3 separate regions of the Homo sapiens genome follow, and regions 1 and 3 are each linked to region 2. Evidence: chromatin contacts called from ENCODE Hi-C or POLR2A ChIA-PET data. All regions are on one chromosome and are shown on one strand. Each heading gives the region's core, a stretch centred on a gene start or an enhancer-like site at or near the end of the contact. The rest is flanking DNA. Distances are from core to core; before and after follow the strand shown. Region 1 overlaps PAFAH2 (platelet activating factor acetylhydrolase 2). Region 2 holds the start of MTFR1L (mitochondrial fission regulator 1 like). Region 3 overlaps TRIM63 (tripartite motif containing 63).

What was found. A loop is a pair of places that touch in the nucleus more often than their neighbours do. ChIA-PET counts read pairs that join two places held with the same protein, here RNA polymerase II (POLR2A). Pooled maps may share reads with other maps.
Region 1: a pooled map shows a loop between it and region 2 (4-fold over the local background). The contact joins the enhancer-like site here to the promoter of MTFR1L in region 2. A Hi-C loop is called at or near these places in 5 of 50 pooled maps. POLR2A ChIA-PET finds 5 or more read pairs at or near these places in 9 of 52 experiments (B cell, CD4-positive, alpha-beta T cell, MCF 10A and 6 more).
Region 3: POLR2A ChIA-PET joins it to region 2 with 15 read pairs in activated CD4-positive, alpha-beta T cell. The contact joins the enhancer-like site here to the promoter of MTFR1L in region 2. POLR2A ChIA-PET finds 5 or more read pairs at or near these places in 2 of 52 experiments (H1 and activated CD4-positive, alpha-beta T cell).

Annotation. Positions count from the first base shown.
Region 1 is chr1:25,969,589-25,973,236 of GRCh38, forward strand. PAFAH2 (platelet activating factor acetylhydrolase 2) reads right to left here. Exons shown (of 11, transcript NM_000437.4): 10 at 2,970-3,124. Among named protein-coding and RNA genes, the nearest start is that of PAFAH2, 27 kb to the right of the region's middle. Within about 2 kb of position 1,888, at least 5 of the 41 ENCODE cell types and tissues checked have a DNase peak (open chromatin) inside an H3K27ac peak, as active enhancers do; they include B cell and CD4-positive, alpha-beta T cell, where a contact is called at or near this core.
Region 2 is chr1:25,818,396-25,821,992 of GRCh38, forward strand. MTFR1L (mitochondrial fission regulator 1 like) reads left to right here and starts at 1,559. Exons shown (of 7, transcript NM_001099625.2): 1 at 1,559-1,634. It overlaps LOC646471 (a long non-coding RNA gene), which reads right to left. Exons shown (of 1, transcript NR_024498.1): 1 at 1,559-3,597. RefSeq lists enhancers at 1-102, 1,745-1,884, 2,265-2,354 and silencers at 1,345-1,534, 1,985-2,154.
Region 3 is chr1:26,058,808-26,062,182 of GRCh38, forward strand. It overlaps TRIM63 (tripartite motif containing 63), which reads right to left. Exons shown (of 9, transcript NM_032588.4): 3 at 2,359-2,527; 4 at 1,459-1,554. Among named protein-coding and RNA genes, the nearest start is that of TRIM63, 7.1 kb to the right of the region's middle. Within about 2 kb of position 1,289, at least 3 of the 41 ENCODE cell types and tissues checked have a DNase peak (open chromatin) inside an H3K27ac peak, as active enhancers do.

The sequences.
Region 1 (3,648 bases), core at 638-3,137, 150 kb after region 2:
TATCTACTGGAAAGGGCTGTCTCTAGAATTACACGCGATAAAGCAGGAGCAGAAGGCCTGGCATAAAGTAAGTCCTCAAAAATCTTCTTTCAGTCTAAGTGCCTCCTACCTCCCATTTCCATGTCTGCTAGCAGGTTTCTAACAGTGAGTATCTTAGCTCAACGGGTATTGCTTTTAAAGGGAGCCCAATCGTGCCATGGTGGGCTTCCCATCATCTTTCATCTTAAGCTTTTATAATGACATGGTGCCTATGAGGGGACAGGGGAAGGGGGCTGAGGACCAGGCAGTCAGGCGCCATTAAAGTCTTGAGACATGGGTCCATTCCCTGCTTGCCAGGTGATAAGAATGATGCCCTAAAATCTCTTATTGACCCTAAGGTCTCCAAACACAGGCTGGAATCAAGGCTCACGATGTGTAAGATGAAACGAACAGGCAGAAATATAAAAATGAAAATTTACTTCCAAAAAGTCAATAAATGCGTAAGACAGATGTGTTTTAAATGCAAACTCAATCCAGGCTGTTTGTTGTGCACTTGTGAGGAATGTGAATGCACTCAGGTCATCCAACTAAAAGGCTAGTGTCCAGAGCACAGAGACGGCCAGGCGCGATGGCTCACACCTGTAATCCCAGCACTTTGGGAGGCCGAGGCAGGTGGATCACTGGAGGTTAGGAGTTCGAGACCAGCCAGGCCAACATGGTGAAACCCTGTCTCTACTAAAAATACAAAAAGTAGCTGGGTGTGGTGGCACATGCCTGTAGTCCCAGCTACTTGGGAGGCTGTGGCAGGAGAACTGCCGGAGAATCGCTTGAACCCAGGAGGTTGAGGTTGCAGTGAGCTGAGATCACACCACTGCACTCCAGCCTGAGAGACAGAGTGAGACTCCGTCTCAAACAAAACAAAACAAAACAAAAAACAGAGCACAGAAGAGACTGTCCAGGATGGCACCGGTCAGACCACATCTAATACATTATAGTCAAGTCAGGGCACCACAGTTTATCTATTTATTTTATTTTTTGGAGACGGTATCACTCTGTTGCCCAGGCTGGAGTGCAATGGCATGATCTTGGCTCACTGCAGTCTTGACCTCCCAGGCTCAAGTGATCCTTCCACCCCAGCCTCCCGAGTAGCTGGGACTATAGGCACATGCCACCATACCTGGCTAATTTTATTTATTTTTTTGCTGAGATGGGGTCTCACTATGTTGCACAGGCTGGTCTCAAACCCGTGGCCTCAAGCAATCCTCCCATCTCAGCCTCCCAAAGTAGCTGGGATTACAGATGTTGAGCTACCACACCCGGCCAGGGCACTACACTTTAGAAGGGGCACCAAAAAACAGCGACTCCAAAGGAAGGGGATAACAAATAGCAACATGGGGAATTGAACCGGGACAGGTGGAGGTACCACGAACATTTAGTTTAATAAACAGAACACTCAGAGAAGACTAGCATAGGTGACTTCAAATATCTAGGGAACTGCCAGGTGCCGTCTGAGGCTTCTATGGGTAGCTCTTGAGGGGTTAACCTGGGCAAGTAGAGGAGGGTTACAAACTAGGAGATCTTGCTCTTAGGTTAGAGTTAAGTCAAACCTTTGAAATTCAGACAAGCCTGGCTCCTTTCTCATGGAAACTGCCCTGCACACAGCACCTGCTGAGGGATCAGAAAGGGACCTCTGATGCAGAGAGCTCAGAGCCTAGCTGGGACGGGGCTACAGTGTGTTCTGGTGGGCAAAGAGGAGCTGATACAATCAAATTGCCTCTCTTGGAAATCTGTTCAAAGAAATCCAAAAAAATATGGCAGTGAGCAGTGGGAGCTGAAGATGAAAGGATGCCGCAAGCTAAAGGGAACACACTCTGAGTGGTTCAAGCCGAGTGAAGTTATGAGGAAGCAGAAATGGAATAAACAGCTGCTATCAGTGAGAGAAAAACCACAGAGCAGAAAAAAAAATGCATAACGGAACAAAGAAAAAGAGATGTCGTGAGAGGAAGACACAGAGAGACTGAACCCATGAGACAGACGGAAAGAAAAGTCAGTCCTGCCAGCCACCCTGATTTCTATAACTGCACTCCCACCCAGTCCAGGTGCACTCTCATAAACAAACTCCCCTTTTTTTCTCAAGCTAAGTTTGTGAACCTCTAGTCTTTGTAACCAATAAAGCTTAATAAGAGGATGCCTCCTCTGGGTGGAAGCTGGACCATGGACCTCTGCAGGCCTCGCCCTTTAGCTGCTCTATGACTGATGACATTATTCATAGTCCTTCCATGCTTTGTTTCTTTAAAACACTTCCATAAATTTAGCCCGTTATCCTCATAAACTCCCCTACAATGCAGATAAGGTGGGCAATAATGAGTCTGGGTAAGGAGAGAGGTGGTGGAGTAGAGAGAGGTGAATACTCCATTTACAGGGAGGAAACCAAGGTTCAGAGAGGTTAAATGACTAGGCCAGGTCATTCTGCAAGTAAGATAGTCAGGATCTCCAAACTTTCAGTTAAGTATTTTTTCTTATTTATTTGTTTAATTATTTATTTAGAAACAAGGTCTTGCTCTGTTGCTCAGACTGGAGTTCAGTGGTGCAATCATGGCTCACTGCAGCCTAGACCTCCTAGGCTTAACTGATCCTCCCACCGTAGCCTCTCGAGTAGCTGGGACTATAGGTGTGTGCCACCACACCCAGCTAATTTTTTTTTTTTTTTGGTAAAGATAGAGTCTCACTATGTTGCTCAGACTGGTCTCGAACTCCTGGCCCCAAGCCATCCTCCCACCTCAACCCACCAAAGTGCTAGGATTACAGGCGTGAGCCACTGCACCTGGACTTGTTTTTTCTGTAATTCTATGTAAGTCTCTCCTTCACTCAGGTTTTCCATTTGCCATAAATCTCCTTCCCAGATCCCAGACATGTCAGAGTTCTCACTCTGCTGCAAGGAAATCTAAGGGACCCCACAGCTGCCCCAAGAGCCCCAGTTTTCTCCTTACCGAGGTGCTTCTGCAGGAAGGCCAACATGGCCCGTACCATAACCTCCTGCCCTTCATAGGGGTCCAGGCTCCCACGGGTTTCAGTGGAGAAGAATTTACCAATCAAGTTGCCAGTCACAAAAGCAAAGTCAGTTTGACTCCGATGAACAGAACCACTAGGGGAAAAGAAAAACAACTGGCAGGGGTCTGGCGGCTAGGGCATACAGATGTGTGTTAGGCACCTACTATGTGCAAGGTGCTTTTCATGTATTATCACACTTTATTTTCACAGCAACCTTGTAAGGGAAGTATTTTCCCCCTTGACAGAATCCAAGGAGAGAAACTATCTGCTTAGGGTCAGGTCATACAAGTAGTTGGGGATGGAGTTAGGATTTGAAGCCAGATGTGCTTGGCTTCAAAGCTGGCTTGACCCGTAGACTACAATGCCTGGCAGTGCAGGGAAAAGGTTGAGCTAGCAGGAGCAGGGACAGGAGCAAGGAGGTGGGATCTGTGGCACGTGGCATTTCTATGTTACTACAATCTATTAGCTGTGGCTTTTGCCTGGTGAATTTCAAACATTCACAAAACAAATGAAGTTATTCTTCAGAACTGTACCACAGAGTGAAGAGGGAAAAGGAATTACTTGCCTTTATTTAAACAATCAGAAAAGTAAGAGTGAGTGCTTTGTAAAAGGGGGTTT
Region 2 (3,597 bases), core at 309-2,808:
GACTTACTGTTTTGAGAATCTGGTGCTCTCTGTTGAGAGAGATCTGGGAGTTAAAATCATTGTCTTAAAAGCAGAGCCTGAGACAGGCATGAAGTGTTTTTTTGTTTGTTTGTTTTGTTTGTTTGGTGGGGCTGGGGGGGAGTGTACTTCCAGAAAAACCAGTAAAAGAAGGAAGGAAGCAGAAGAGGGAAAGGAAAAATGCTGAGCAGGAACAGTCTCAGCCCAGCCTTGGCCTGACCCACAGTGGAAGAGCTGTGGGGCATAAACCACACTGCAGAGCTGAACTGGCCTTTTGGACCTTTTATCAGTCATTGGCTTGGGAGGTGAAGGAAATTCCCAGGTAGGGAGCTCCGTTCTTCCTGCAAGGGGATCTGAGTGGGACACCAAATCAGCATCTACACCCAGGACAGACAGCCAGCGTGGACTTGCATGATCCGCCATCGCACAGGAGGGAAAGGTAATGATTAAAACACAATGTGCCATCCTGGGAAGAGGGCCAGACCTGGAAGTCAATCTTCAGCGTTTGAGATATGGTGGAGATCAGGGTGGACGACCTCTGAGGTCTCTAGCCAGGACCAGTCACATAATTTGCACAGCCCCGTGCAAAATGAAAACACAAGAACCCCTATTAGAAAATCATTTCAAGACGGCAACAGCAAAGTACTAAACCAAGTACAGGATTCTGAGCATGCGGCCCGTTGTGACTGCATGGGCTGTTCACCCATGAAACCAGCTCTGTCTCTGGCAGAGGGGACTGCAGGCTTTGGAACCAAGGAACTCCAGCCTGGGAGCCAGGCACAGCCCGAGGCTGTGCTGAAGGCAGAGAAGGAAATGTGACCCAGGAACTGCATGCCACAGACCAAGACAGTGAGGGCTGGAGCACAAAGAGGGAGTGGGTTAGTGAGCCTGGAAGGAATGTGGCTCTTCCCACAGAGCCTCTGGAGTCTTGTACATCAAGTACCCATCTAATAAGCAAACTCATTGAATATACCGTGTGTGTGTGTGTGTGTGTGTGTGTGTGTGTGTGTGTGTGTGAGAGAGAGAGAGAGAGGCTAAAATAGAAGAAAGCTGCAAAGTGCTGGAGGGCAGGAGTCAAGAGGAGAAAGAGGCCCATTCTGCGCATTCTTGCTGGAGAGAGGCTTTGCAAAGGGACCTGCCTGGGAACCAAGAACTGGGAAGGGGGCCAGGGTGAGGATTCTGAAGTTTGCCCTAGGGGTAGGAGCATATTTTAGGGGTCGAGCGACACACCCCTGGGCTTCCAGAAGTCGGATGGGGCTAAACGTGGAGAGCAACAAGCAGGGAGACGCGACGAATACCAGGCCGAGGGATCTCCAAACGCAGCCAACTCCTCCCGGGGACACAGACCCCGCGGGGGCACGGTCTCGATGGAGGGGAGTGTGCTCCGCGGTATCGGAGCCTACAGCCGCCAGCGCCTCGCCCACTCGGGGGCCGCGCTCCCCTCGCCACCGAGCTGGACCCGCCTCCTGAGGGTGCGCGGAGGTGCGCCTCGGTGCGCAGCTGCGGAGGATCGCTTCCGGGGGGCGGGTCAGCGGAAGTGAGGGCGGTTGAGGCTGGGCGGCCCAAGGTGGAAGGAGGGGCCGTGAGGTGAGAGAGTCCGGGAGCCCGAGCTTGAGGTGAGAAAGGTTCTAGGGAGGCGCGGAGGCGGGAGCGCGACCTTCCAGCCCGTTAGTAGACTGGGTCTACGTGCCGGGCGCTGTGCGGAGCCCGCAGCTCCTGTTCCCGCGCGAGTTCTCGCGGGAGCCGCAGCTGTCCGTCTCACTTGGCCCGGGGGAAACTGAGTCCCCGAAGGGTAGTTGCTCGTCGGAGTTCCCCAGCAAACAGTGACCAAGCCAGACCTCAGGCTTCTAGTTTCGGCTTCGCTGCTTGACGGGCCGGGCTGCCCCGCCGCGCATTCTGAGACCTGGCCGCGGCTCGGAGGCTTCCGCGCACTCGGGTCCGGGTCCTGTGGGTCCAAGGGCCGCTGGGCAGGCGGCGAGCACTTGGCCGACCTTGGCCCAGGTCGGGTCGTCTGCCGCGGGGGAGGGGCGACTCGCCCTGGCGGGTCCCCGCGGGGAGAGGGTCCGCGCGGGTCTCCGGCCACTGCTGCGCGCGGCAAAGTTTCACTGAGCGCGGCGGCCTCCGTGGGGGCCCCCGGGACCAGGGGTGCTGAGCAGGGCCCTGCGCTGGAGGAGCTCCCGTTCTCCTGAGGGGACGCCTGTCAGCAGACAGCAACTGCAGCCTCCGGAGGGCTGCGGGGCGCAGAGGTGACAAGACCCACCGGTGCTGCCGGCGAACCGGGGGAAGATCTTCTAGCCAGTGACACTTGGGGGCGGGGGTGACAGCTGAGTTGGTGTTCCCCTTCATTCGTTTAGTTCAGCGCGTTGAAGCGCTCACTGTGTCCTAGGCAGACACCGTGCTGTGCGCGGGGATCACAGTTATCTAGTTCCTCTCGCGAGGACTCCGAGGGACAGGCAGGGTGCTGCGGAGCGCACAGGAAAGGACCTGACCCTGTCGCAGGGAAGGAAGGTGATGCTTAAGCTGAGCTCTGAGGAATGATGAAGAATGAGCTCGGCGAAGGGGGTGCTGGTGTTTGATGCAGGGCTCAGAGGTGGGCCCAGTGTTGGGGGTTGAGGGCCAGTGTGGCTGGAGGGCAAGGGGGAGAGCAGGAGGGCTGGCTGCGAAGCGTGCAGGCCTTGGTGCTCAGTGAATGTGGTCTAGAGACGGCAGAGAAAGATGGGTTTGGGACTGATTGTGGATTTTATCCTGTGTTGGCTCTAGTAAGCCAGTTTTAAACGGATGAGCGATGTGATTAACTGTGTTTGGGAAGGATTCCTCTGGCTGTGTGTGAGGGTTAGGCCCGGCTGGGTCTTTGGAGGTAAGGTCGGAGAGGAAGTGGCAGTAAGCACCGTTAGTGCAATTTGTGGCCGACACGGACATTCAGCACAGAGCCTGGCACACAGAGGGACTCTGATAATAAAGGCTTGAACTGAGCCGAGAAGATGGAGCCCACGCAGGAGGTGGCAGGACCTGGACCAGGCTTTGGGTGCTTTGCACTGGCATGACCACTGAGTGACCTTAGACAAGTGCCTTCCCCTGTCCAACTTCCTTTCCCCATGTGTATCGTGAAGTGAATGACACCTCGTCTCCCAAGGGTAGAAGAGGGGACCCTCCACAGGAGGTCTCCAGAAAGAGCTGCTTTGTCAGTCTAGTCTATCTCCCATTCAGAGCCTGTCCAGGGCTCCCCAGTGACCCGGACCTCATGACTTGCCCCCTACTTTTGTAGCTTTATCATGCTCTGCTCCTCTTTCCATGTCCTTCACCTTCTTGTGCTGGACCTGTGCTCTTGCTGTTTTGTCTTCATTTCCTACTCCCTCGCAACTTACTACAGGGCACTAGGGCCAGAGCTCTGACCTCATCTGGCCACCTGCCTAATGCTACTCAGCCTTTGCTAGAAGTATGTATTCATGTCCTATCACTCTGCTGGACAGCGAGTTCCTTGAGAGCATGACTGTGTCTTACTCCTTCCATAGCCCCTACGGTGCCCAGCACAAGGCCTGGCACAAGTGGGTACTGTTGGTGTTTGATGAACAAGTGAAT
Region 3 (3,375 bases), core at 39-2,538, 240 kb after region 2:
TTAGTACGCCAGTGATATTTGGAGGATGATGCCTTGAAAAACAGCTAGCCCCTTCTTCCAAAATAGAGGCTCTAGGGTCACATGACACAACATGTTCTTCCTTGTTCCTGCACCCTCCCCCTGTCCCCCAACCTCAGCTGGTCATTGGAGCATCACCTCTTAGACCAATGCAACAGTCACCCAATGTGGGATCTGCCCTGTCTTTCTCTGTTGCCCTTTTTTTTTTTTTTTTTTTGAGATGGAGTCTCGCTCTGTTGCCCCCGCTGGAGTGCAGTGGTGCGATCTTGGCTCACTGCAACCTCCACCTCCCAGGTTCAAGCGATTCTCCTGCCTCAGCCTCCCGAGTAGCTGGGATTATAGATACGCTACCACGCCTGGCTATTTTTTTGTATTTTTAGTAGAGATGGGGTTTCACCATGTTGGCCAGGATGGTCTCGATCTCCTGACCTCATGATCCACCCAGCTTGACCTCCCAAAGTGCTGGGATTATAGGCATGAGCCACTGTGCCCAGCTCTCTGTTGCCTTTTAGCTGTGTTTCCCTTTTAGCTGTGTGACCTTCAACAAATTAACGTTTCCTGGGCCTCCCATATGTCCCAGTTCACACTCTTCCCTCCCTTTCAGGACCAAGACTGGATTCGGGAAGCTCTGCATCATTTGGTCCTAGGAGAGGTGGAAAAACAGCTCCTTTCCTAGCACCCTCCTCAACCGAAGCTCCCTTCTCTCTATGTTCTTTTCTATAAAATGGGTGTGACAATAGCATCTCATCAGACCGGGAGCCTCTCGTGGGTGATCACAATGTTCCCCTCCTTCCTACCCTTCGCCCAACTCTTCATCCACTAGCAATTATGATGACCCCTTCCCCTCATCTCATCTCCAGATCCCTACCCCAAGTGAACATGGAAAATCGTGGAAGCTTTTTTCAGGGATAGAAAAGTTCCCTTCTGCCCTCAACAGTCTCACTACTCAACATGTGGTCTGTGGACCCAGCAGCTTGGGCAAATCCTGGGAACTGGCTAGAAATGCAGCTCTTATGCCTCATTCCAAACCAACTGAATCAAAACCTGAATTTCAACATGATCCCAGCGTAATTTTCACGCACTTCAAAGTTTGGGAAGTGTTGGTCTACAGCACACTGAAGAACTGTGCTCTGAAAACAATTTGTGCTGAATAAATACTGAGAATTATTGATGGGACACTCCCTGAGCTCAGGGACCACGTCTGTCTGGTTCACTCCTCCATCCCCCACATCTTGGGTGGGGCCGGACACACAGCTGTGCTTAAGAAGCATTTGTTGAGAGACTGGATGAATGGATTAGTCCCTCCCCTGCCATCCCTGCTTGACCGCCCCAGGCTCCGGGCCCCAACCTTTAGCCACAACCTATGGGTGAGCCTTCCCCAGAGACCAGGCTGCCCTGGAAAGCTCCAAATCCCCAGGCAGGACTATTCTGTCCGCTCACCTTGGTCACTCGACGGGAATCCTCCAGCTGAGTGATGATGGTCTGCACACGGTCATTCCCCGCCACCAGCATGGAGATACAGTTATTCAGTTCAGTCTAGATGGGGGTGTGGGGGTCAGGAGAGGAGAGACACAAATAGCCTCAGGGCCTACCCACTGGGGCATGGCAGCAACATGGCTTCCTCCCTCCCCTCTCTGCTAGAAAGAGCCTCCAGTAGGGATCTGGCCCCTCTTTCGGGTATAGCTCAGCTCCAGAGTAGAGGATATTAGAAAGATACTGCATCCCTTATTTTACAGGTGAGGCCAACAGCAGGCAAGTGAGCTGCCCAAAACACACAGCAAGGAACTGACAGAGGAGGGGCTTGTTTCTAAGAAAGAAGGGACAAAAAAAGAAATAGAGTTGGAGACGTCTAGAAGAGAGAGACCTAGAGAAGAGTGGGGAGTAGGGAAGAGAGAGTATGGAAAGGGGGTGGCTACGGCTTACTGCACGGACAGGGTGGTGGGCCCTCACAGGCCCAGGGACCCAGGGAGAAGGCTCTAAGCTGCCTCCTGCTGTGGGGGAATGTGAAGTCTTGGAGAAGAGGTGAGAGGCACAGGAAGAGGTGTCTGGGGGATGGAGAAGCCGTGGCCTGAGAGGACCCCAGTGGCCTGGCTGGGGCGTCTGACCGCTCCCCTGTGGCCACACCCAGGTGCTCTCGAGTGGCTCTAAGTATAACCATGAGCTCAGCTGCCTCCCCTAGGAAGGCCAGGGCTGCTGTCCCTGTGGCCTGGGAAGTCCCTCCAGAGAGACTATTCCTGAAAGGCCAGATCAGCAGATCTACAGGGATCAAATCTGCCTCCTGAATCATCAGGCCGTGCCCAGCAGGCCCAGGCTGGGGGTAAAAGTGGCTGGAGACAGTACCTTTTGTCCCTGGAAGACACTCTGCAATGGGGCCACCTCGCAGGCCTTGTGGATCCCAAACACCTTGCACATGGAGCAGGTGGGCACCTCACACGTGAGACAGTAGATGTTGATTTTCTCATCTTCGTGCTCCTTGCACATGGGGTGACTGCCCTTCTGCAGCGGCCGACTGCAGTGGAGAACAGTCACAAGTCATGGGGGTCCTGTGTCCCTGCATCCCCCTCCCCAGCTCCAATGCACCAGTCGCAGCTACTGGGGAGGCTGAGGCAGGAGGATTGCTCAGCCCAGGAATTCGAGGCTGCAGTGTGTCTGTGAATCTCCAGATTTATGCCCTGGGCCCTCAGTGTTTGGCTGCCCTAAAATCTTTCATCTTCTGGGGACCAAGGACTTGGGAAGCCAATGACACCAAATCTGTCCCCACATCCTAAGAGGGAGTTAGCCTGAGGCTCTGCCAGTGCCAAGGACACAGAAAGGGCCATAGAATTCCAGAGTCAGACCTGGAGATGTTTTAGAGAAGAGGAAACTGGGCTCCAGAAAAGTGAATTGACTCGTCCAAGGTCATACAGCAAGTAAGGGCAGAGGAGCCTAGAGTTCAGTTGCTCTAATTATAGTCACCTTAGCTTTGGTTACTGCAGGCTGGGCTCTGAGCTGAGAAATTTATACTGATGGCCTCATTTAATTCTATATTTAATCTACCAGACTGTAACCTCCATCAAGGTAGGGAAACTTGCCTGTTTTCTTCACCCCTGTGCCTACACTGTACAGTGCCTGGCATAGAGGAGGTGGTAATTAAACAAAGGTAGAAAGAATAAATCAATAAGGCTGGGCGCAGTGGCTCACGCCTGTAATCCCAGCACTTTGGGAGGCCGAGGTGGGAGAGTCACCTGAGGTCAGGAGTTCAAGACCAGCTTGACCAATATGATGAAACCCCGTCTCTACTAAAAACTCAAAAAAATTAACCAGGCATGGTGGCATGCACCTGTAATCCCAGCTACTCGGGAGGCTGAGGCAGGAGAA